Regions from separate parts of the Mus musculus genome. Here all the other regions are linked to region 1. Evidence: chromatin loops called from intact Hi-C (ENCODE). Cell type or tissue: left cerebral cortex. All regions are shown on one strand. Region 1 holds the start of Gpsm2 (G-protein signalling modulator 2 (AGS3-like, C. elegans)). Region 2 overlaps Gm36778 (a long non-coding RNA gene). Region 3 holds the start of Stxbp3 (syntaxin binding protein 3). Region 4 overlaps Aknad1 (AKNA domain containing 1). Region 5 holds the start of Prpf38b (PRP38 pre-mRNA processing factor 38 (yeast) domain containing B). Region 6 overlaps Stxbp3 (syntaxin binding protein 3).

Region 1 (4,000 bases):
AGGGAAGCAACTGAAGCAAAGAGGTGGGGTGTGTAGACACTCCTGGGAAGCACATTGGTCAGAAGTGGAAGAGAACATGACCAAACTGTGAGGCTTGCACTGTCTGGCTGAAGCACCTATTAGGCTCTGTGTGTGTGTGTGTGTGTGTGTGTGTGTGTTTTCCAATGGGAAACTTGTAGGGTTATTATTATTCTTTTTTTCCAACAAAGAAATAGCAAAATTACATGTTAGGACAAGAAACAGGCAGCATCACACAGGGCCAGATGAGGAGACAAGGTGAAAAGTACTGCAAAAACTCAAAACTGACTAAGGAGCCTCTCTGCCCACTCAGGACATCAGTAAATATTCTGTGCACCACAGATGTCCAACCATCTAGGTCTGAGAATGAGGCTGGGGTGTAGCTCAGCAGAGCAGGAAGCAGGTGAGGGCAAGAACTGGGGTTCAACCATCAGGATAAAAGGGAATTCTGTAACCGTGCAAAAACAGAGTTTATAACACATTTCTAACAGTGGAGAAGACTATATTTATATTCTTGCAGATTCAAGTAAACTTTGCTCTGTGTCTTTGGAAAGGTTAAAAGCTATGGGAAGTGTTATTTGCTTTAGAACACACACACAAAGCGAGACCATCGTTACAAGGGTAGATAGATCCCTCCACACTTCATAACAAACCACCGACTGTATTGTGGTTTTAAGTAGAATTATGTGCCACAAGTGGGATTCAGAAACACATGGCCATTTAAGTGCAGTAGCTGGTGCTTTGAGATTAGGGAGTAGTCTCAATCCCACCAGTAGCCTATTAATTACACAGTTTTAAAAACAAATGCCCACAGGTGTGTGGGGTGAGGGTGGGGGTATGTATGTTTGTTTGTTTGTTTTTAGGTAAGTCTTGGAGTACTTTATGGGTAAGAAAGGTGAAGGCTGAGGATGTGGTTTGGTTTTGCTCGGCATACACCTGCCCTGGATTTGACCCTAAGCATGTATGGTGCACACCTGTAATCACAGCACTGGGAGGATGGAGAAAGAGAATCAAAGAGTGCAAGGCCAAATTCAGCTATCTGAGACCCTGTCTCAAAACTACACTGAATGAATGGAGGGAAGGAAGGAAGAAGAAAGTCAGCCAGCCATTTCATACCAGGTGGAATTTGTGCACATATTACAGCCCAGTAGCTGTAATCCCAGCTACTGGGCTGAGACAGGAGGATTCCAAGTTCCAGGCCAGCCCTAAACATTTAGCAACAATAGGTCTCAAATAAATGAATGAATGAATTAATTAATTAATAAATGAATAATCTGGAATTACCTCAGTGATAGAACTCTTGCTTAGTGTTCACATGGTTTAGAGTTCAAACCCAAGTACAGAGGAGGTGAGGTGTGGGGAGCCACACTATATATAGTGCATTACCTTTGTAACTAGCCTACTATTAAATCTCAGGTTTACATCAAAACATACTTGTAATAGTGTATGTCTGACCTACTGAAAATTCAGCTAAACTATTTTTCCGTGGGACACGCTTCCACAATACTCCACAGTCTCTGAATTCATAACCAGTCCAATCCTCGAATTGTAAGTTAGAAATAGTTTGCAAGAGGGGCCTATGAATGCCTAGAACCGGCCGGGCATCCCTGAACTCCCCCACTGCCCTCAAGTCAAAGGACAGGAACCTTCGCTTTTGAACTTAGGCGGAACGAATCTCTGCTCTTAGCACGTCGAAACCCCAGGCAAAAGTGCTCTTTACCAGAAGCAATCACGATGGTTACTAACAAGCCGGAAAATCTTCAGTTTAGCCTTCCAAAGAGGCAGTCTGAAAATTCTGCTTCGCTGGTGACAAAAACTTACAACACAAACCACACAGCAGTCCAATCAACACAAAGCACCGAGAGGAGAGTCAAGAACTTACCTATTCTAAGTCTACCCGGCGTTTAAATAATGCATTAAGGCAAATAAACATTGCCATCATTACTCGTTTCAACAGAGTTCAAATGATACTTGTTAAAGCCACCTAATTGTTTACCATTAAAATACAAGGAAATTACGTTTTCCACTTTTCATCTGAAGATACTAAGTTTACAGCTTTCCGGCTAAGATCTCAAACATGTTACGCTTGCTATAAAGCTGGTTACAACGATCTATCAGTTTCGCTTGCCAGTAAGTCTGGGATCCGAAAAGTTCAGGAGTTTAAATGTGACTTGACAAAGGTGTCTGGTGTGGAGACCCGGGGCCGGCGACGTGCCTGGGATTCGAATCCACTGGGATTCGGCTTTGTATCCACCGTCTGTTACGCTCGGAAAACGCGTGAAGTCGCTGCATCCCAGCAAGTATTTTCAAGGTCTGCAGAAGCCCGATCCCCAGTCTCCCCTCACTTAGGGGACAACAGCCTAAATGGTGCGGGTGCGAAGCCCCCCACGGAGCTCCCGGGTCCCAGCGTCACCCGAGCCCGTCGAGCCTCGGTGGTCCAGAGACCCCCGCCCCACGCCCCCACACACCCCACTGGGTCACCCCCTCAGGCTCCGCTCACCTCCCTCCGGCCCGCGGCTCCTGAGAACAAGGAACCGCTGCAGGGATGAGCGCCTCTGGCCGTAGACTAGGAACCGCGGCGCTTCCCCAAGTCGGGTCCCGGCGGCGACGCCGAGCCAAGCAGGGGCACCGCGGGAGGCTGGCGAGCGCCCCGGGCGCCCGCCCCCGGCAGGTCACGTGGGCCAGAGCTTCGGCCTCCCCCTGGCCTCTCAGAGGGTCTCACCGCCAGCAAGGCTCCCTCAGCGCCTGTACTCCTCTGCGCCTGCGCCTAGCTCCAGGCTCGCCCATTCAAACTGACAACGCCCCGCGTTTTTTGGACCGGCCAATGGCACCGGTGGGGCGGGGCTAGGCGGGTGGAGGGCGGGGCTAGACGAGCCAGGGCTCCCTCCTTCTAAAGATCTGTGTGTGGGGTTTGCCTCTCGGACTGTAGCGCTTGATTCTCCTCTGCTGCGGATAGATCCTCCGCCAACTAGAAGCTTATTGTCCTCGAATTTCTCCTTCAGATGGCGAAAAGTGGGACAATAAACATCAGAGTTCAAGCTGGGTCTAGTTCAGACTTTGAACCCAGGAGCCCCAGTCCACTGCCTCTTTCCCTGCAGGCTCAGTCCCGCCCTGGGAAAGTCTTCCAAGAGGCAGATGTGAGAAAGAAAGAGGCCTGTGTGAAAGGAACAGAGGGTCCCGTGTGAAAGTCTGAACAAGGAGCCTCAGTTCTTGAGGCAGTGTCACACACAGTTCTGGCGTTTCCAGATGTTGGGAAAGCAAACTTCTTCTGACTGCAGGATCGCTGGTTCCCAGGAAAAGCAGAGATGGCGAATTTAATCCGCTCCGGCGGCTTGCATTCCCATTCTATTCATGCCTTCATATCAAGTTCACCAAAAAATAGATCTTAGCTTGTTCATCAAATGTTTAAACTAGAGTCTCTGCTGTGAAGCTGATGACGTTGGTTACATTACATTATCTATAGCCACTGCCTATTTCTCCACTGGGATGAAATTTTAATGTTTTACAGGATTGGGCACCTGTTAAAGAAATTCTAGTTTCAGCATCTCTGTGGTGATGGCCGTGACCACTATATGTGTGTCATGGAAAACTGTATAGAGATAGTGTTAGCACCAGCCAGACCTGGGTTTGAATTTCAGCTCGGGCCTCTTCCTACTGACTGATTTTGAACCAGTTAGGCGTCTGTCCTCTGTAGCCTTAGCTTCCTCAGCTGTAAAACACAGATAATGAGACCTCCTCTAATAAGGTCTGTCATGATGCTTCAGGAGGTAAAGTTTATGAAATGGTTAACACAGCTGCTGACACATCGAAGCTGTTCAATAAGTGGTTCTCTTATTATTATCAGCGAGCACCCTTAATACCAAGTTCTTATAAAAAGCTGAATTAGCTGGTTGTACTATTTCAGAGGTAGATATTATAATTCTTCCATACTCATAAATTCTTTGTGGGAATTGGTACAGTAAACCACAATAAAAAGTATTTT
Region 2 (4,000 bases), 340 kb after region 1:
ATAAGGTGAAGGTGAATTTTTATGGAACTCTGCATATTGTAAGGATTTTGTTGTATCTTCCTTTCTAGCTGAATCATCATTGATCCTCCAGAGCTAATAAAAAGTACACACTAATTGTAGACAATGAATAGCATTCATTTTATATTGTATACAGTTATATATTAGTTATTTTATAAGATACTTGAAAACCTCTGCAGAACAGGCAATAAATAATATAAACATAAGAATTTAAAATAAAATTGAGTCTGATTGAGTGTGGTGGCAAATGGCTTTTATTCCATCACTTGGGGCAGACACAGGAAGAACTCTATGAATTTAGGGCCAGCCTGGTCTAAACAGTGAGTTTCACATTAGCTAGAGCTGCACAGTGAAGACCTTGTCTCAATAAATAAATAAGTAAATAAAAATTAAAAATCCATTTATTTGAGTATATGTTGCATCTATTCTGAAAATAAAACACTCGGCTGTCCACACTACTTCCATCGAGGCCAGCATTAGTTTTCTCTTTCATTATTTCTTCAGAGGGATAAAAAGAGTCTTACTTCTTGTGCTGGACTAAATAATGAGTTTCCTCAATATTCATGTCTACCTGAAACCCTAGGATTTAATCTTATCTGAAAATAGGGCTTCGAAGGAGTAATTAGGATGAGGTGGCAGTGTATTTGTATGAGCGCTAAATCCAGCGATGAAAGTATTCAGAGGTCTTCAGAGGAGAGCGACACACAGGGCACCGGAGGCAAAGCTCAGAGTAAGGCAGCTATAACCCAAGGGCAGCCAGAATTTACCTCAACTGTGGGAAACCAGAAAGTCTGGGGTGACATTCTCCCTCAGAGATTCTGATTGCCTTGATTTTTTTTTCAATGACATTTAAAAAAATTCTCTTTATATCCCAATCACAGCTCCGCCCCAAGTCCCACCCTTACAAGTCCCTCTCCCCCACACCCCCACTGCTTAGATTTTGATCTTCTGGCCTCCCGAACTCAGAGTACATTTCTGTTGTCTTAAATCACCTGTTTCTGGTAATTTACTGTAGCAGCCTGAGAAAACTGCCTTAGCTCAAACTTAAACAACCCCCCACCCCCAAACCAAACCAAAAAACCCCAAAAACCCAAACCCAAACCAAAAAACCAAACAATAACAAAAAAACAAAACAAAACAAAAAACCCCAACTCTTTCTCTGAATATCCATAAACTCAGGGTCAACTGGGTACACCACAAATGACCGCAGTAGACACACTTCCCAAGTGACGGTGAACGAGAGCGGGGCTTGCACAACAAGTTTAAACGACAGAAGGAAAGCTTCTTTTTTCTCCCTCAGTACAATCGGTTAACACACAGCACTTTGCTACAGATGAAACCTTAAGACCATGTGGGTATTCTCTGTATGAAAGACAGCCAAAGGAACCTATACAAGTAAGGCTTATCACTTTCCACGTTGTGGAGATCCACTGCTCACAGAGAAAAAACCTGGGGATTTTAGTCTTTCAGCCACTGTAGTTGGCTTGATGTTCCTAACTCTGGCTTTAACTTGATCATTAACTTGGAAAGATGGCAGTAAAACGAATAAACTATCACATTTGTGAGAAAACTGATCAATGCATTTTCTTGGTTGGATCAATTTTCATGATATTACAACATAGAGAGAAAATATTAAAAAATTAATAAAACAATAATAAAAATTACTTTAAAATTTACGTTGGCAAATCGTGGGTGCATCTTAATCAGAACAGCTTTACATACTTTCTATAGTTATAGCTAAGCTATGCCATTGATTCTGAGGGGAAAGTCATTGAATGAATTATAGTTATAGAAAAACGTCTGTGGTGGCCCACAGAGGAATCCTTAAGTTGTCGTTCTGTTGCTTTGGTGCCCTCTGGTGTCCAAGATACAAAATTACACCTAGTCTACTCGGCCCTAAATTGTTTCCACAGTGCAATAAAATTAAAAAACAAGATTGTTCATTTGCTAAATCTATAGAATCTGTTCACAAACAAAATAAATAATACTTCAACGAAGCATACACAAAATAGCATCTCTGTTGTCTCCATAATGTTAGGGGCCCTTGTTTATTCTTCTTATACCTATCAACAGCATTCTGCTTATATAGTGCTTTTTTTTAAAAGCCAGATTAATTAAATTCTGAGGCAATTTCTCAACTTATTGTTCTCATTTTCCATCAAAAGCTGTTTATGCATTCATAAAAGTCAATGAAACATATTTATGACATACTAATTCCATTAAAAACACTATAGTTATTTGAGCAATTTCACATTTGTAATTAACAGTCACATTGACTGTAATCTAACTTTTGTGCTTTTCTGTCATTCTGGAGGGGTGTGTATTAATAATGGAGATTTTTCTTGGTTATATTTGGGTTCATCCATGGGAGACAGAAAATACCAGGGGTTTAAAGTCTGAGCCTATCTGTCACACGGCCATTTGTTCAGGTCTAGGGCTGAAGTGACCCTTCCGTTGTCACCATGGTCCTGTGTCCTCCTGATGTACTGTCCCTTTTGTTTCTATTTGTCCATATTATTTTAATACTTCTCCACTTTTAAGTACTGGTTTTAATTTTGTGATTGTAACACAGAAGATCCATCTTTTATATTTTAAAAAAAAGCATCATCAGGATCATAAAGCTATGATAGTTACACTCTACACACTCCCAAGGTGCTTTAAAATGATTATGTTTTGAGTCTGTAGGCGAATGACGACGACAATCCAAATACATCACCTGTACAGGCTGGACTACATACTGGTCACGTGGCTGATCGGACAAACAACTGATGTACGGTTCCATCACGTGATCCAAGTAGAACAAGTAGGCGCAGAACCTCCATGGAGTAGACTAGGGTGAGTGCATCTCACAGCAACGTGGAGCCGGCACTCGCATTTCTGACAGAAGCTCCTGGTATAGTGGTCCATGACCTCTATATACTGATGGGCACATGCTCAAATCTGAGCTACTTAGTGTTCTGAAAACCGATGACCTATCAGTCCACTACCACAAATTAGTGCTCCCAGTGGCTGGAATTTTACCTGGTTTCTTTTGTACCATAGCCTTCTCACTCTGCATAATAACTGCCTCTGGATTCTTCTGTCTTCAAACTTCTGGTCCTTGATTTCCATCCTTCTGATGTTCTTTTCTGTACTTTATTCTTCTCTGAAAGAATAGAAGCCACTGGAATCATTTCTATCTTCTACCATATTCACAAGCTCTTACTGGGCCTTGCACCTGCTCTTTGGTTATACTGGAAGAGTGTCTATAGACAATGACAATGAATTCTCAATAAATATGGAGAACCAAGGGTATGGTTTTGTCAAATGGGTAAAGAAATGGGAGCAGGGTCATGGAGTGAAGGGGTGGGTGAGGCACTGATTAAGATGAGGAAGGGCAATACTGTGTGGAAGGGAGGGAGGAGGGATAAACAACACTAGGGAGGTTTGAACATAATGTAGGGCAACATATTTATGCTTATCCCAAAACTGTATACGTTTAAATGTATGTGTAGCTCATCTGCTGTAAAGCTGTGTCTTCCATGTGTAACAGGGAAGCTGTGCCCACAAACTCTCAACAACACCGCAGTTTAACTGAGACTTGAGCGATGGCATGGTCAGCTGACATGCAACGATGGCTGATGGAGATCGCACAAGACTCAACTCCTAGAGGAAGATCTGGAGGCAATTAATGACTGCCGACAGGAAAGAACCAGCCTTCCCCAAGGATGCGCCCCCGATTGGTTATCCAATACTAAGTGCTTAGCTCTAAAAATTGTGTCCATATAAGCAGCACTAAATGGACTCATCTGGTGGTGTTTATACATAACTCATTCTATATGCGTAATAATAATAATAATGAAAGAAAGAGAGGGAATTGATCTGGAAAGAAGTCAAGGGGATTAGGAGGAAATGTGAACATTGTGTACGTATATGAAATCTAAGTCAGATGTTAGGATATTTGTCATGTTTCTCTACTTCTCTGTTAAATTGTGAGACTTAT
Region 3 (4,000 bases), 120 kb after region 1:
GTCATCCTTGGCTACAAAGTTGAGTGTGAGGCCACCTAAGGTACACAAGACCCTGTTTCAAACACGTAACAAAGCTCTGTGTGGTGGCACATTCCAGGACTCAGGAGGCAGAGGCAGGTGCTCTATGAGTTCAAGGCCAGCCCAGACTACATAGCTTAAAGACAACCCAGGATACACAGCAAGAAGGTGTCTCAAAAAACCCAAAAACCAAAGCAAAACAACAGTAACAAAAACCAAAAGAGAAACCCCATCCCTTTAATCCCATCTCTCCAGGCTGGGACACAGGAAGGAGTTCCTGTTTCTCTAGATTTGCTTGTCCTGGATGTTTTTCTCATGAATGGTGTCATACTATGCCCTTTGTGACTGGCTTTTTCTTTAGCGTGTTTCCAAGATGCAGTAGCATAAAATATATCAGCATTGTACTTACGTTTACTGAAAAAAAAAAAAAAGACATGTATTCCTTTGTATGTGCACTGTTACGCCATGCGTCAGTCTGTGGAAAGGTGACCTATTCTTATTTTTTCAGCTAAGCCATTTCTTCAGCCCCTTAATGTGTATATGTTTTGGGCTATTCTTGTCTTTTGGTTGTGTGTTTCGAGTTACAGGCGGTCCTAAGACTATTTTACAGCCTTACATCTTTTTCCTTTCATCCAGCCTGCCTATCTATATTCTACTCTCCATGTGGTGAGCCTGGTGTTACCCTAAGTTAACAAGAACAGGGAAAGCCTGTTATCTTCATGCTATTGATACTGGCGTTACTAGCATAACGGTATCTTTTTCTCATAAGCCCTGATATAAGGTGCCATTATAACTCAGAAGTAATTTCTTCAGCACAATTTGTCACCCACTTTCGTATGAGAGTCAATATAGACAATCTGCCTAAGTCAGTGCTTTCCTTACATCACGTGGGTCCCTGGGGATGCAATTCGTGTCCTTGGGCTTGACAGCAAGCACCTTTACCCACTCAGCCACCTTGCAGGCCCCCAGAAAGGATAAATTTGAAAATAATAAATATGAAAGGATAATTTTGTATTTCACAAAGTCTACTTATCTATTTAGTACCTTCTATATGGTAAACACCATGCCTGTACTGTTTTGGATTTTAATTTTATACAAGGAATTCTTGAAGGCAGAATTCTGTTGGCTAATTCCTATTCTGTTCCTTGTTCCCCAAGTCGGAGTAAGAAACACTAATAAGACGTTATTCCTTTTCTACTACTAGACTATAATTACTTAGAACCCAGAGATGCCAAACAAGGAAGGTCCTTCCGGTTTGCTGCTTTCATTGCTCTTCTAACCTGGCAGACCTAGGTTTGGTGTCATTTTAATAAAAGTCATTAAAGTTGGTCGAACCAACAAGAAGACCAATTGTAACACAAGGAGCAGACTATGCAGGGACCGGATACTAGATAAAACTTTAACAGTCCGCTGTTGCTTTCTCAAGAACTCTTTTTTTTTTTTTTTAAAGCAAGTCATATTCTCTTGGAACAGTGGCAGAAGGCGCTCTTGAAAAGCTACGCCTGCACTTTTTAAAGGACAAGACACTGAAAAGGATGGTAGTAAAAACCCTCGGTGCTAACATGAATATGGGACACCAAGCGGCTTCTGAAAACACGGGGACGAGGGCGGGACAGAGTAGTAACACAGAGCTCAGACTGTGTCGGATGGAGAGACGTCCGTGCCTGGTGTGGCGAGGGGGGTGCAATGGGAAGAGCTGTCCCGGGACAGCACAGGGACTTGGGAGGGAAAGTCGGCCCGAGTCAGGTCGCCCAAGGGTGGGGCTTTGCGGAAGAACCTCACCGGGGTGAGAGTTGGCCAAAGCCGCGGAGAAGGCCGCGTCTGGCCACCCCGCCCATCCCTGGTGCTGGCACGAAACCCGACTCTGGGCAAGCCGGAAGGAGTCAAGCCAGGGACTTGGTCCCAAAGCAACAAGTGCCCATGCAGCTCCCAGAGAGGCTGCAGAGCTGCAGCGGGAAAGAAGACCCCCGTACAGCCGACCCTTCCCGGCCTCATCCCTGACCCCTCCGCACTCACTCCGCCACACGACGCTCTTCAGTCCCCGCTCCGATACCGGCGGCGCCATCTTCCCCCAGCCGTGGAGCTACAGCCACCGCCTCCCACTCGCAACCTACTTTGGCCCTGAAAGCTGCGCTCGGGGGCGGGCCCTTCCCCTCGCGGTGGGGAGGCTCCGCCCCCTCCGCGGGCCGCGCCCTCAGGTGACGTCACGCGCATCAACTAGGGCGTGTCCCGCCTGTGCCTGGACTGCGGCTGCGTAGTGTGGTCAGACTTCTGTGCACTGTCTGGCGCCCCCTAGCGGAAGCCTACTATAACCCATATCTCAGTGTCCAATTTGGCATCAGAAAGCAAATATGTGAACTAACACAATTTATACAATTATGAATTTATACATACCGGGTCTTTTTTATTTTACATTTATCTGTGTGTATGTATGCATGTGTGCATACCAAGGCTCGCAGGTGAAGGTCAGAAGACCTCATCTTCCACAGTGTGGGTCTTGGGATGGAACCTAAGTTGTCAAGACACATCCTGCCATCCCCAATACGGAGACTTTATGCTTTACAAAATAATGTTTCATTCAGCAAAGCAATTCAAACTATACTGTTCAGAAGCCTGTTCAACCGCCATATGGGAAGTCTATCCCTCTCAACTTCATTTTAATAATTTTTGAAGATCATTGATTATTTAAGCTGTAAGGTAACCACCAGTGTTCCCAGAACTGTGATAGAGTTTCAGAAAAGTCTAAGAAATGAGAGACCCTCTTATTCCTATGAAGAATTTTACATTTTAAGTTATAGAGCACGATTCCTAGAATTGTTAATTCCACAAGGCAGGAGTAAGACCACTACCATAATTTTAGAGCTAAAATTGAAGCAAGCTTTATTATATCCAGGAGCACCAGAGACCTGGCCAATTAGGGGTTAGAGAGAGAAGTGCTGAGAGTCCCTTTTAAGGAGCAAAATAACAAGTAGTTGCAAAACAGTGTTACAGAAGCAAGACAACAGGGCAGTTGGGAAGTATAGGAAAATTTCAAAAGGACAAAAACCAAGTACTTAGTGATAAGGGAGGGTCAAAGTGTTCTCAAAAACAAGTCATGGTCACAGGGTGGTGCAGGGCAGGTTCCAAGAAACAGAAACTTAAAAACAGAAACTCAACTCTTACAATAAACGAAACTTTGTGTTTAACAATACAACAAAATGTCTCCTACCTTAAAAATGGAGTCAGGCAGGTTTCTCATTCTCCCCTTGACCTTTGTGTCCTTCTCAAATCCTTGATAGGGGACTGTCTTTAATAATGTTGTCAAGTGGCAATGATTCTAGCCTTGTTTGGTGGATGCAGGGCCCAATTATGGTAGCCAGTAGAAACATTAGCAGGCCAAAGAAGGGGAGAGCCATCTTAGCCATGTTGTCGGTCAACATTTGTTTGAAAGATTTTGTTTATTTATTTCTCCATCAATACTTGTCAATAGTATGAGAAGAATCAGAGATACTAAAACAGCACATTTCGGTAAATTGCTGACAACCAAGATTACATTTAAGTAACAGGTAAGAGGGATCTTTTCTGACACAGAGTTTCCTTGTTGACTATCTATCTGGTGGTAGATGGAGCCAGAGGTTATACCCCAAACTATTAGTTACACACAGGGTTCCTTTGGGTATGCTAAGTTCAATCGAGGTGATTGATGAGTCTTCCTTTCTGCTTCTTATTTTAGCACACCTGTGATTTCCACTATTAGACCCCTTTAGAGAATATTTGATTATGCTAAAGTCTGTATTATTACTTTGGGATTGGTCAGTTAGAATAGGTCATCTCTAGAATCCTCCATCCATGGTGGATAAAAGCAATCGTTTTCATAACAAGACAGTATCAGGGTGTTCCCTATAATAGGATTGCCTTTATTTCCCCCTTCAAGATGCGTTTAGATTCTGTTTGCAAAGCTTGAAAATAAGACGGCAAAACCGTTAGCCATAGGACAATCATG
Region 4 (4,000 bases), 49 kb after region 1:
TTGTAAAGGCCTGCTTTCCTCCGGCACTGTTAAGATTCTCCTGGGCCACAAAGCACACACAGCTCAGGATGAGGTCAGACCTGGATGACCTGGCCACATCAGGACCAGAGACAACTGCCAGGCAGCTCTTCCAGACAGGAAGCAGAGCCCACACTGAGCTCACTTTCCAAGTCCTCCACCCTTCACCCCAGGATGAACAGATTTGGGGTGTTGTAGGGATTTTCTTTTGTTGCAAGGATCAAACAAATCCATGCTATGCAAGGGTTCTGCCACAGAGCTATAGCCCTACCCCAGAAGGAGGCCGGTCAGCCTTCCAGTTCATCAGGGAACCCTGTCTCAAGGCAATAAGGTAAACAGCAGTCGCCTCTGTCGGTCAGTGTGTGCATTGACATACTCCTTCATCACACACACACACACACACACACACACACACACACACACACACACACACACAGAGTCTTTCCTACTGGGTCTCATCGAAAGCAAGCTCCATTCCTCTTCTCTAGACAGATCTTTGAATTCATAAGGAAAAAATCAAAAATCCTCTGGCATTAACAAGCTGTAAGCTATAAAACCCTAAAGAGAAGTCAGTACCGCTTTGAAACACCCCTTGAAACAACAGCTGGCTTCCGAGGTGGTTGCGGGACATTTGTTTGTAGCTCCTATCAGTTAGGAGAGGCACCACTTCCTAGTGCTTTACCTCAGCTGCTTTACCTGGAAAGGTCAAGAGTCAGGGAGGGAGGAACTGTTTGCAACCACTGTTTAAGTACATCCTCTGATAGGAGTAGATGGTGAGGTCTGGAGGACTGTAGCTTCCTGTTAAGAGAGCCAGCCTCCGTGGGAGTGACCTGTCCCATGGGAGTGACCTGTCATGAGTGCTTTATTAAGTTTCTGTCCCTAGAGAAAGAGAGAGCGTGGGGTTGGGCTCCAAAGCCCTATGAATTGCCTGGCATGGACTAGCGAGAGCTTCCAGCCTTTGGTCCCACTGCAGCTCTGATCGATCCCTTAAACACAGGGTACCACTGAGTTTACTCACCTGGGCAGCCCAGGCTTGGGATTGTTTTTTTTTTTTTTTTTTTTTTTTTTTTTTTTTTTTAGTGGATTGAATTAACTAGCAATCCAGATTTGAGAATCTTTAAAAAAAGATTTTTATTAGGCCTAATGAAATATTTTGACATTTATAAAAGACTTTGATTGCTGGGCGTGGTGACACACCTTTAATCCTAGGAGAGGCAGGGAGATCTCTATGAGTTAGAGGCCAGCTTGGTCTACATAGTTCCAGGATGAGACTCTGACTCAAAAATTAAAAAAAAAAATTGATTAAGTGTAAAATATCAATTGTTTCTTTTCCAAATTCCTAGTTTAAGTCCAAAAACAAAAATATATCAGCCTCTGCTGGGGCTAGTGTTCCAGAGTGAGTGTTTAAAAGGGGGGCAGGGGAGGGGGGAGGGAGGAAAGTAAAATCACACCCGAGACTTCGTGACTTCGCTGTGGGAAGTTACTGGGTACAATATGACTTGGGAACTGGAATCATAACCTCCGTAATAGTCCCGAGGCATTATTCGCTGTGCAGTCTTCATCTAAGTCCCCATTTACTGTCGTCAGCAGGTTGTAGTCTTTATGATGTGCCTTGCCTAAATGCAAACACTCTGATGGGATATATCAATGCACATCCCGAGCTCTGTCTCTGATGCAGGCCTTGGGATTGGAGAGTAAACGTTACCGGTTTTGTCTCCCTGGAAAATGGCCGCCTCCTGTAGAATTGCTCTTGGCTCTTCTGTTTGGCCAGATCTGAGTGAGGAGAGAAGTCTAAGAGTGGCAGAGAAATGTAATCGATGCGTTGGCCTGAACTCACTTGAACCATATCCAAGCTTTCCACTCAGAGAGCAGATGTTCACAGGCCTCGGAGGCAGAGGGTGGAGACAGAATGAGGTGTGAGGAAATATATGACTCAGGAGGAGGACATGTTTTTCCAAGAGTAGGGAAGGGCTGGAAAGGGCTGGAAAGAGCCTGGCTTCCAACCCCAAATGGGGTCCTCTCTCCATGACCATCAGTCTCAGGCACAGCTGGAGGGAGGGAAATATGTTTGCTCAGCAATGCTGCCAAGTTCTTCAACCAGCCATGGGCAAACCTGTCCCATCTGTCTCAGGATGTCCTAGACTCCATGCCTTTCACACAAGAACATGCACTCTCCTCCAGGGACTGTTAGTGTATCCCGGGGCTGAGCAAGAGAGTTGTTAAGAGCTGTAATTAATTAAAATTCTTTTGGAGGAGTTAGAATCTGTGCGGAGGCTGAAACTACACAGGCCAGAGAAGTCTCCTGATAGTAGTTGTGTCTTTCTGATGCCCCCTGGTGGCTATATGCTATTAAGTGAACTCCAGGCTCCCAGCCACAAAATCCACTTTGCTGGACTCTGTTTAGCATGTACTTAGAGCGATGTGTACCAGTGCTAATGTATAGTGTGCCTTCTTCCCTAAACAAGAATTGTTCTGAGATGGCTTGACCTGAAGTCCCAGTACCGAAGGTTGGAGGCAGGAGAATTGCTGTTACAGACCAGCTTGGATTAGTGTGAGATCTTGCCTGAAAATAATAAAAGCAACCAACCAACCAAAAATCCACAACACACACACACACACACACACACACACACACACACACAAAATTGTGATATGGTATTATGAAGAAAAAAAGAATTTGTAGTACAGAATTATAACAATTATAATTATAATTCTTGTTATTTTTGTGTGTGTGTGCATGTACCAAGCCCTATATGTGGAGGGTAGAGGTCAACTTGTAGATGTCAGTTGTCTACCTACATGATGTAGGCTCTGAGGATCAAACCTAAGCCATCAGGCTTGGTGGCAAGCAACCTTATCCACTGAACTACCTCACCAGCCTGGAGAATACCAGGGAAATTTAAGTCTTCATTTTTCCCACACTAGTGCTAAATTTTTGAGACATTATTTTTTTTCTTTTTTAAGGAAACAGAAAATGGAGAAAAGGGGCCACAGAAGAACTAACTGTGGGAAGTTTTCCAGTAGCATCCATGAAAAAACACTGCCCCAAGACTCGGCTCTCGGTAAGTTGGAGGGGTTGGGTGTACATAGTTGTTAGTGATCCCTCACTGTGAGTCCCGGCTTGCCATCTGCCATTGCGATAGCATGACATTTGACTAGGATGATGTTTGTTTCCCTTTCTCAAAACATGAAGAACTAGTAATGGGTTGTTTAAGGAGTGGTTAAGCAGAGTAAAGTACCAGTACATGCTTCTAGTTATGCCCGGCAACTTGCGCTCTGAGCCGGACTCATAACTGCACCGGGTAAGTTACCAGGCTTGTGGAAGGCGCAGCTGACTCATCCCCATGCATCGCACAGAGGCAGAGGGAGCTGTGGGTGGGAGCAGGCAAAGAGGGCGTGAGTACGTGAGACTCATGAGAACCTCTCTCTGTAGACAGTTTAAAGCTGAGGAGCGTACCCTGGCCAAACCGCTGCGGGTGATAGAGAGGTGACCCAGAGGCCTGCCTGCTTAGGCAGCTCCTGCACTTGCCAGCATCGGTTCCTCATAGCTGAGCTGGAGGTGCAAGCCAGAGATGACACAGCATGCTTATGCGCATGCTCCCTGTGTCCAGAGCCTTGCGGGCACTCAGCATCTTGTTAGATCCCACTTGGTTCTGAATTGACCTCTCTGGGGATGGTATACTTTCAAATAAGAGCTTTGGAGGACTGGAAAGATGTCTCAGCAGTGAGGAATGCTTATTGGCCTTGCAGAGGACCAGGGTTCAGTTCCCAGAACTCAAGTTTGGGAGGCTCAACCGAAATCGAAAGCCCTGTTCTGGCCCTCCATGAACACCTGAGTGTATACTTGTGTGTGTGTGTGTGTGTGTATGTGTGTGTGTGTGTGATAGTTACCAAAGCATAAAATAACGACACTTCTCATTAGCTTTGGGTTTCATTTTTGGAACTTTTTTTTCTGAAAATATAAGACTGTGTTAAGATGAAC
Region 5 (4,000 bases), 190 kb after region 1:
GGGGGTCTTACTCTGTAGCCCTGGCCAGCCTGGATCTCATTTAGATCAGGCTGGCTTGGACTATAAATCAAACCCACTTTGGGACTTTTTAATTTCTCATTTTGATCAATTAATTCCTAGTTAAATATTTTAAAGATTAAAATGATAAAGCTACAAAGATCATTCTTAAACTTAATTTTTAGCCAAACTGCAAACCCAGAGTATAAACTGTTAAAAGGTTAAGTGTGAAGTCATTAATATTTACCAAATTGAATAACAGTATCATTTTTATTAAAGGGAACACCCTATGAAAACAGCTTTTACCCCCAAATAGCAAAAAGCTTGATACTAGAGATAAGTGAAAAATATTAGACCTGTTTTTGTTTCTTAAATAAACCCTGCTCTTTATTTCTGCCCACACACGGCAATACTTTATACTTTTTTTTTTTAGTGGCTTTAGACAAGCAAAACAACCAACCAACCAACCATTTCAATTGAAAACAATACTGTTTTGCTCACCTTATGGAGTTTTTTCCTGTTCCCAACAAACAGACTAAGTCACATCCCACCCAGCCCCCAGTGCTGGATGGAGACTGAACCTAGGGTCTCATCTACGTTGGATACGTGCTGAACCGACTTGCCACTGAACCACAACCGGCTTCTATTCCTTAAAGGGTACCCAAAAGAGGGCATACCATGTTAAACTGGAAGCCTATACATTTCAAAGACTATTTGATCCAAAGAAACTTCCTAGCAAGTTTTCAGTCACATTTCACTTTTAATTACATGTATGTGTGGGTCTGTGGAGCCCCGAGGGTCTGGTGGTTTTTAGCTGCCTGATGTGGATGGTGGAACCTGAACTTAGGTTCTCCGCAAAGGCAAAAAATGCTTAGTCCATGGGGCATCTCCCACCCCCCCATTTTAGTTTTAAAAATGAATTTAAACATACTTTCTAATATAATAAGTTTTTCAGAATACATTTGAAATTAAGTTGAAATATTAGTCTCTATTTTAAAACAACCTGTCACAAAGGTACAGGGACCCAAATTTTCAAAGTTAACTGCATCCACAATCATCACTCACCATGCTGCATCCACACTGAAAAGGCCTTACCTTTTAAAAGCTAGTTTAAAAAAACTACTTCATAGTATTAGTTACACCTACTTAATAGCTTTTGTAAAAGAACACCAAGAGTACGTGTATATTTTATATATACAAAGTTAAAAGGTTTGTCTATAAAAAGCAATTAGTACCTCAAAAATCTCTCATTAACCTGAACAAGTGGCTGGGAGAAAAGTAGGTAAAATATACAGAATCTCTTTTCGTTAACATCTCCACGTGTATGTCAAGACAAGAAAAATTGGATGTGTTTTACTTTACATGCTCTAGCGAAAATGCTTGAAGACATGAAGACTATTAATACTCATTAAAATATAAATTAACCTCGGAGGCCTGGAAGGTTATTTTTTAAACTACCTAATTTGTAGGGAAGTGGAGACTCTAGTTAGTGAGACCAAAATCAATGGCCCAACACCAAACCGGTAAAAATAAACCTAATTAGCCATTCATTTAACCAGGGAAATGCATTTATTGGCGATTGAGCATGATTAATAGTGCATACCTCTACCTGCGACCCTGGGCTGCTCCGAGCCTCGCTGCAAGACTGAGTCAATCCTGCTAACGAAACAAGAACTGAGACAAGAGTGCAGTGAGGAGGCGCCAGGTGAGCTCCCCAGCACAGCCAAGCCAGCACCGACCCTGCCGCAGAAAGAAGCCCAGGGCCCAGAGCATTCTAATTATGCCCAACGCACAGGTGGCTGACACCTTCGACTCCTGACTTCCTGCTGGGAAAAATTTCCAGGCCTTCTGTACACCTCTTTTGCCCTGGCACTCCACGCCACCCTCAACCCTCCCGGCCCACCCGACACACTCACTGGCCAATTTCTGTCGGGATTGGAGAGCTTAACGAAGAGCACGAGGCCGACATTGAAGTAATTACTTCAGTAATTCCGCTGGCCCGGGGGGCAGCGGCAGAAGCACCGAGTTAGTGCTTAGTCGACACAGGTAAAAAGGAGTCATTTTTTTAAAAAATGGTGAACTTGGACAGGCTTCTGGTATTACTTTTCTCCTCTCCCCTAGAGTTCTTGCCCAACAGCTCCCTAGGGATAGGCAGGAGGTTGGGGTAGGTTAAAGATCGATTGTGGCGGGCTCGCCCGGCTATTAAAACAAAACAAAAAAAACAAAACCTGAAAAGGAAAAAAAGAGGGCGGCCCTAGCCCGACCCGTCCCAAACCAGCCCCAAGCTTCACTTCTCCCTCCGCCAACTTTCCCCCTCCCCCAAATCCGCGGGTCTCAGGAGGGAGGGAAAGGGGGTGCATCCACGGTATCCGACACCCCGCTCTGGCGAACTTACCCCCGACACGCGGCCTAGAGGATGCGTACCTTAAAGTAGATCTCGTCCACCACCTCGTGGTAGGTCTTGAGCTCGTAGAGCTGCACTTTGAAGTAAGGCGACGACAGGATGTTGGTGAGGATCATGGGGTTGAGGTTCATGGTCTTCTCGTTGCCCCACAGCGGCAGCACATTGCCCTGCTTGCCCGACACCGCCGGCTTGGTGGCGCCGCCGCCGCCGCCACATTGCTGCTGCTGCTGGGTCACGGCCGCGGCCGCCTGGTGCTGCGGTTGCGAGTTGCCGGTCAGCGCGGGGCTGTTGTTGGCCATGGTGCCGCGGCAGGAAGGAAGGAGGGCGGGCGGGAGGAGGGAGGCCAAGCTCGATCGCGCTCTTCGGGACAACGGTCCCGGACCTACTCCATGGAAGGCCGTCGGGGCAAGGAGCCCGCCGCGTTGTGCCCCAGCCGAGCGGGAAACTGCAACTGGGACGCCGACACACGGGAGCCCGGGCCCGAGACGGACGCCAAAAACGAGGCGGGGAGAACTCCGGACGCAAAGCAGAACGGGCAGCAGAGGAGCTCGATCTCTTCCGCCAACTGCCCCTGGGAACAAGATGGCGGGGCCAGCGGAAGTGACGCCATACGCCCGGGCGTTCGAGCTAAGGCCGTGGCCAATCAGAGCCGCCCGTGTGTGCAGGCTATTCCTCTTCCTGGTTGCGCGAGGTCGTTGCGTGTTGGCTCGGCTCCGGTGGTCTGTGTGCCGGGCTGGTGGCTTCCTCCTGGGACTTTGGCCCAGGGGGAAGGGGGTCTGGACACAGTTGCTATGTTTTAGAGTTTGCATCCGTTGCTTGATTTTTCTCGAGGCAGGAAGAGGGTCTCGTGACACTTGTGTTCTGGACGGATGCGTGACTGCTCCTGCGGAGCGGTCGAAGTCTCATGAGTTAATTTTGTTAGATTCTCCAGAAAGGACTAGAGTCAGGGAATTGACTCCGATAGAGTCCTTGAGGCTTTCGCAGAGGTAATAGTGTCCTACCGGAAGTCGTAGACGGCCCCAAATTTTTTTTCTCCTAAGATTAGGATAATATTTTAACTGGGTTGTGAGCTTTAAAGAAAGTACTCTCAACTGGGTGTGGTGGCGCCCGCTTTATTTCCAGTGCTGGGGAGGAAGGGGCAGACGGGTCTGTGATTCTGAAGCCAAGTTCCATAGACATCCAATCTCAAAATAACAAAAAACATAAAATCTGCTACCCTACGTGGAGTGCTTCCATTGACTCACCTTTTTTTTTTTTTTTTTTTTTTTTTTAATTTTCAATTAGGGTCTCACACTATAGCTGAGGCTAGCATGTAGCTCAGGCTGGCCTCAAACACAAGACAATCTTTACGCCACAGCCTTCGAGATACTGGGATTTTGGGTCCTGAGCTACCACATGTAGTGAGATGCTAGTTCTATGGTACCGCTGCACTGGGCTAGGCCTTAGAAAAGGGAGTGAGGAATGGAGATGGAGAAAAGGTGGGAAAGTAATCAGGGTATCTGTTCTCAAAGGTACTAATAATTTAAGATTAATAGTGTTTGAGAGTTAAGAGGCTGCTGGAGCCTTTGACCATCATCTACTATTTACCATCTAATAAGC
Region 6 (4,000 bases), 110 kb after region 1:
CTTAGCATCTGCAGCTACGATGTGCTGCAGTCCCATCCTCTAGACAAGGAAGCAAGGGACTGCTATGCGCCTTGCTTAAGGTGCCACGGCTCGTGGCAAAGCTCGGTCTGAGGAGAAGCTCCAGGCCTCTGTCCTATGGAAGCACAATGCACTGAAGCCCTCCCTCCACAGAGGAGCAATCACACAGCTTCTACCTTCCATTCGCCTTCTTTCCGGCAGTCATCGAACACGGCTGTTTTTATCTCTGTTAAGAAAAAGAAAAAGAAAAAAGGGTTTAGTAATCTAAAGCAACAATTGAAAATGTAAGTCTATGCAAAAGGGTCAAAATGAGAGAAAAACTGCAACTTGGAATGTGTTAAACGATATAAATACTATATATTAAGCTGTAGGTAAAAATGCAGCTATATTATCTAACCTATACATATAAACTGTAATGGATTCTCAGACATAAGTGTATGACTACGTCAGAAACTATTTCTGAACTATTATTCAATTTAGCTTTTCCTTCTTTCTTAAATCTTAAGAAACAAACAATTCTCAGGAAGGTCCTTAACTGGCTCATGGCTAAATTACATCTTACAATCTAATCTGCATACAGGTTTCATCTTCATTTACTTTCTTGTTAAAGAATACATGTAGGCTGGGGCTGGGGAGATGGCTTGGTGGTTAAGAACATTCGATGTTCTTGCAAAGGACCTGGGTTCAGTTGTGAGCATCCATACCAGGCATCTCCGAATCACCTGTAAACTTCAATTTCAAGGCATCTGACATCCTTTACAGATGACCTTGAAGCAATCCCCCTCCCTCCTCTACCTTCCAAATAATAGCATGCACCACCGTGCCCAACTCTAATCTGTTTACACATTTCTATTTTTAAATGTATATGTTTTCAGCAAATGCTTTTGGGCGATTACCATCACATTTTGACACCTGTTAAAAAAGATACAATTGTAACGATCTTATCAATAGGTGTTATTGTAACATAATGAAAAATATCTGGGGGGGGAGGCTGGAGAGATGGCTCAGTGGTTGTGAGTAAGTAGGGTGGCTCATATTCATTTGCCTGCATCTTGAGCCCTCCTCCTGCCTCCACAGACAACTATGGCTTTGTATACATACCCACACAAGCATATACATGATTAAAAGTAAAAATACATCTTAAAAAAAAATCTGGTCTGGGTTTCTAGTTCCTGGAAAAAATCTAAAATCCTTGAAATTTCTTATGTGACAGATCTATGGTATGCTGGTGACATGACCCGTGACTAGCTTCAGCAAGCAGTTAGTCACCAGAACCAAACTATGACTTCTAAGGAGGCATCAGGGACTAGAGATTGTGTTCAATTACCAGTGGCCAAAGATTTCATCAGGAAAGTCTACATAATGAAACGCCCATAACCCATCCAGTTTCTGCGTCATTGAATACACCCATGAGTGGCAATGGTGATATACCCAGCCCCACAGGCAGGGAAGTGCCAATGTCGAAAACCCTTCTAGACCTCAGCCTATATCTGTCACCTGGCTGTTTATTTGTGTACTTTAGAAAAACAACAAAAAGAAAAAAAAACACCCAACAACAAGAACCCTGAAAACAGGAAGTAGTTTCTAGAGCTTGTAAGGTACGAATTACTGCGCTGCAAGGGCAGGCAGGGAGTGTGGTGCTACCAGCATCTGAACTGAGTTTCGGCTCTGAATCCTTAAGCCTGCCAAGGCTGGCACAGCAGTCAGAATTCTACTGAATTGCAGGGCTGGAGAACTGGCTAGTAAGAAGGAAAAAAAAAAAATCAACATCTTTGCTGTTCGAAGTGTTCTGGGGAAAGTAGTTAACACCCATCACAGAAGCTGTGCTCTGGGACTAGAGGGATGGGCTGAGTGGCTAGAGTGTTTGTCCACCAAGCCTGACAAACTGAGCTCGATCCCCAAGTCCCCTGATGGAATGAGAAAACCGACTCCCTGAAGTTGTCCTCTGACCTCCACAGGCACATTGTGGCCTATGTGCTCCTGCTCTAACACACACACTCAACAAATGGAATGTTAGAACTTCCTGAGTTCAGGAAGATTATGAAGTGTTAAGAAATAACAGTTAAAACTTGAGTGTGTGGGGGCTGGAGAGATGGCTCAGTGATTAAGAGCACTGACTGCTCTTCCGAAGGTCCTGAGTTCAAATCCCGGCAATCACATGGTGGCTCACAACTATCCGTAATGAGACTACAGTGTACTTAGATATAAAAATCAATCAATCAATCAATCAATCAATCAATCTTTGGGCAGGAGCAAGCGGGACCCACCGGAGCGAGCAGGGGTTCTGAATTCAATTCCCAGCAACCACATGACGGGTCACAACCATCTGTACTCATATACATAAAATAAACAAATCTTTAAAAAAAAAAAAAGTTGAGTGCGGTGGAGTGGTACCTGAATGACCAGTAACTGGATGACAAGGCAGAAAGATCAGGAGTTCAAAATTATCATCAGAGTTGGCTAGCCTGGGCTACAAGAAATCCTATCTCAATCCAAACCTAAACAAAGCAAAACAAAACAGTAGAGTGTGTGTTGAACAAGCACAGGAAACTGATTCTAATTCTGAGTCTACTTCAGCTGTGGGGGAAGGAAGAGTCTGGAGGATCCCAGAGCTCCCCCACCCGCCAGCCTAGATGGGCTGCAGGGCCAGTGAGAAAACCTGTCTCAAAAACTAAGGTGGAAGGCCAGGCAGTGGTGGCACACGCCTTTAATCCCAGCACTTGGGAGGCAGAAGCAGGCGGAGTTCGAGGCCAGCCTGGTCTACAGAGTGAGTTCCAGGACTACCCTGTCTCGAAAAACAAAACAAACCAACCAACCAAACAAATTAAAAAAAAAAAAAAAACCTAAGGTGGAGAACTAGGGAGGAAGACACCTGATGCCAACCTCTGGCTCTACATGCCTACAGGTGCATACACACCCAGTCACCTCCAGAAAAAGAAAGAGGGAAGTCAGTAAAGACAGTTATATATTGCTTACTAGGTAGTTATGTTATAGGGGAAATAACAAGTTTTTTTTTTTTTTAAACCCTAAAGTATTTTACTGTAATTAGTCCAGGAAGCAAAGGTTTCTGAGATCTGACGGATGAGCATGTCCGCTATTGTAAGGCCGAGCTCAGACCCTGACAGGCGACTTTCCTGCAAGCCAGCCTCACTGTATGTGCCACAGCTGAAAACTGAAGACACTGCATAAGGAACGAATGCTGCAGGAGCACAAGTCACAGCATTAGACTTTGATACCTTACGCCTGCACTGCCTGGATGACAGGAACTAGGCACACGTGACCTCGGAGCCCTTGAAATAGAGCTGTAGAAGGCAGGTGCGGCGGTCACACTGTGAGATTCTAGCCCTTGGGAGGCTGGGCAGACACTTTGCATTCCAGGCCTGCCCGGGCCAGAGTGAAACTTGGCTTAAAAAAACCAAATCACTTGAAATGTACAAAGTTCCATGAGAAAGACAATAACACGAGAGAAGGCTGTGCTGTGACTCCGAGGCAGAGCGCACATGTAGCTTAGCATGTGTGCGGCCCCATTTGATCCCGAGCATAACAAAATGAGAAACAGAAAGACTATGGAGTTTTAAAAAGGGGGAAATATAAAATATCCTATGAATTCTCTTCCCTTTGCTTTATAAATTCTCATATCACATTAAATATTTTAAATGTCAGGTTAAATAAAATATATTAGTTAATTTTGTTTACTTCTATATTTTTAATACAATTAACTACAAAATGGTAAGTTACCTCACCCAGTTCATATCGCAGTTTTTCTGTGTAGACAGTACAGCCTGCATGCTAACCATGTTAACATCTTAAAAATAACTACTAAATAACCGGTTGTGGGCGGGGAGACCAGGAGCACTCAACAACAGTGACAGGACTGCAGGTCTATGCTGAGAGTGGTGGGGACCTCATCAGCTATGGCAGAGTGTAAAGGCCCTTTATGCACTAATACAATGAAAATCCCTTAACCTCTTCTTCAGCAACT

What was found. Hi-C counts contacts between places; a loop is a spot of excess contacts. Peaks named below come from ENCODE experiments on the same cell type or tissue, not always from the same donor. Only the 100,000 strongest peaks of a DNase experiment are listed, where the experiment ranks them.
Region 2: a loop joins it to region 1, with 2.7 times the contacts of the local background. A loop is called at or near these places in 2 of 42 quality-filtered maps.
Region 3: a loop joins it to region 1, with 3.0 times the contacts of the local background. A loop is called at or near these places in 3 of 42 quality-filtered maps.
Region 4: it touches region 1 in a loop (2.8-fold over the local background); 16 of 42 quality-filtered maps call a loop at or near these places.
Region 5: a loop joins it to region 1, with 2.2 times the contacts of the local background. A loop is called at or near these places in 2 of 42 quality-filtered maps.
Region 6: it touches region 1 in a loop (2.5-fold over the local background); 2 of 42 quality-filtered maps call a loop at or near these places.

What each region holds. Positions count from the first base shown.
Region 1 is chr3:108,719,523-108,723,522 of GRCm38, forward strand. It overlaps Gpsm2 (G-protein signalling modulator 2 (AGS3-like, C. elegans)), which reads right to left and starts at 2,777. Exons shown (of 15, transcript NM_029522.2): 1 at 2,519-2,777. In left cerebral cortex, a CTCF peak has its summit at 2,296; DNase peaks (open chromatin) are centred at 1,721, 2,315 and 2,820; H3K4me3 peaks cover 2,142 bases; H3K27ac peaks cover 1,378 bases.
Region 2 is chr3:109,061,335-109,065,334 of GRCm38, forward strand. It overlaps Gm36778 (a long non-coding RNA gene), which reads left to right. Exons shown (of 4, transcript XR_375965.2): 3 at 2,704-2,853; 4 at 3,551-4,000. Among named protein-coding and RNA genes, the nearest start is that of Gm36778, 7.6 kb to the left of the region's middle. In left cerebral cortex, a CTCF peak has its summit at 1,879 (motif pointing left); a DNase peak (open chromatin) is centred at 1,867.
Region 3 is chr3:108,838,386-108,842,385 of GRCm38, forward strand. It overlaps Stxbp3 (syntaxin binding protein 3), which reads right to left and starts at 2,117. Exons shown (of 19, transcript NM_011504.1): 1 at 2,035-2,117. The coding sequence starts at 2,083. In left cerebral cortex, a CTCF peak has its summit at 2,313 (motif pointing left); DNase peaks (open chromatin) are centred at 1,641, 1,852 and 2,249; H3K4me3 peaks cover 1,331 bases; H3K27ac peaks cover 820 bases.
Region 4 is chr3:108,768,928-108,772,927 of GRCm38, forward strand. It overlaps Aknad1 (AKNA domain containing 1), which reads left to right. Exons shown (of 12, transcript NM_177859.3): 7 at 2,983-3,080. Among named protein-coding and RNA genes, the nearest start is that of Aknad1, 31 kb to the left of the region's middle. In left cerebral cortex, a CTCF peak has its summit at 2,366 (motif pointing left); DNase peaks (open chromatin) are centred at 1,909, 2,346 and 3,387; H3K27ac peaks cover 850 bases.
Region 5 is chr3:108,908,743-108,912,742 of GRCm38, forward strand. Prpf38b (PRP38 pre-mRNA processing factor 38 (yeast) domain containing B) reads right to left here and starts at 2,987. Exons shown (of 6, transcript NM_025845.3): 1 at 2,422-2,987. The coding sequence starts at 2,700. In left cerebral cortex, a CTCF peak has its summit at 2,457; DNase peaks (open chromatin) are centred at 1,705, 2,467 and 3,047; H3K4me3 peaks cover 3,259 bases; H3K27ac peaks cover 2,066 bases.
Region 6 is chr3:108,827,379-108,831,378 of GRCm38, forward strand. Stxbp3 (syntaxin binding protein 3) reads right to left here. Exons shown (of 19, transcript NM_011504.1): 2 at 195-244. Among named protein-coding and RNA genes, the nearest start is that of Stxbp3, 11 kb to the right of the region's middle. In left cerebral cortex, no CTCF peak of the experiment used is centred here; a DNase peak (open chromatin) is centred at 1,678.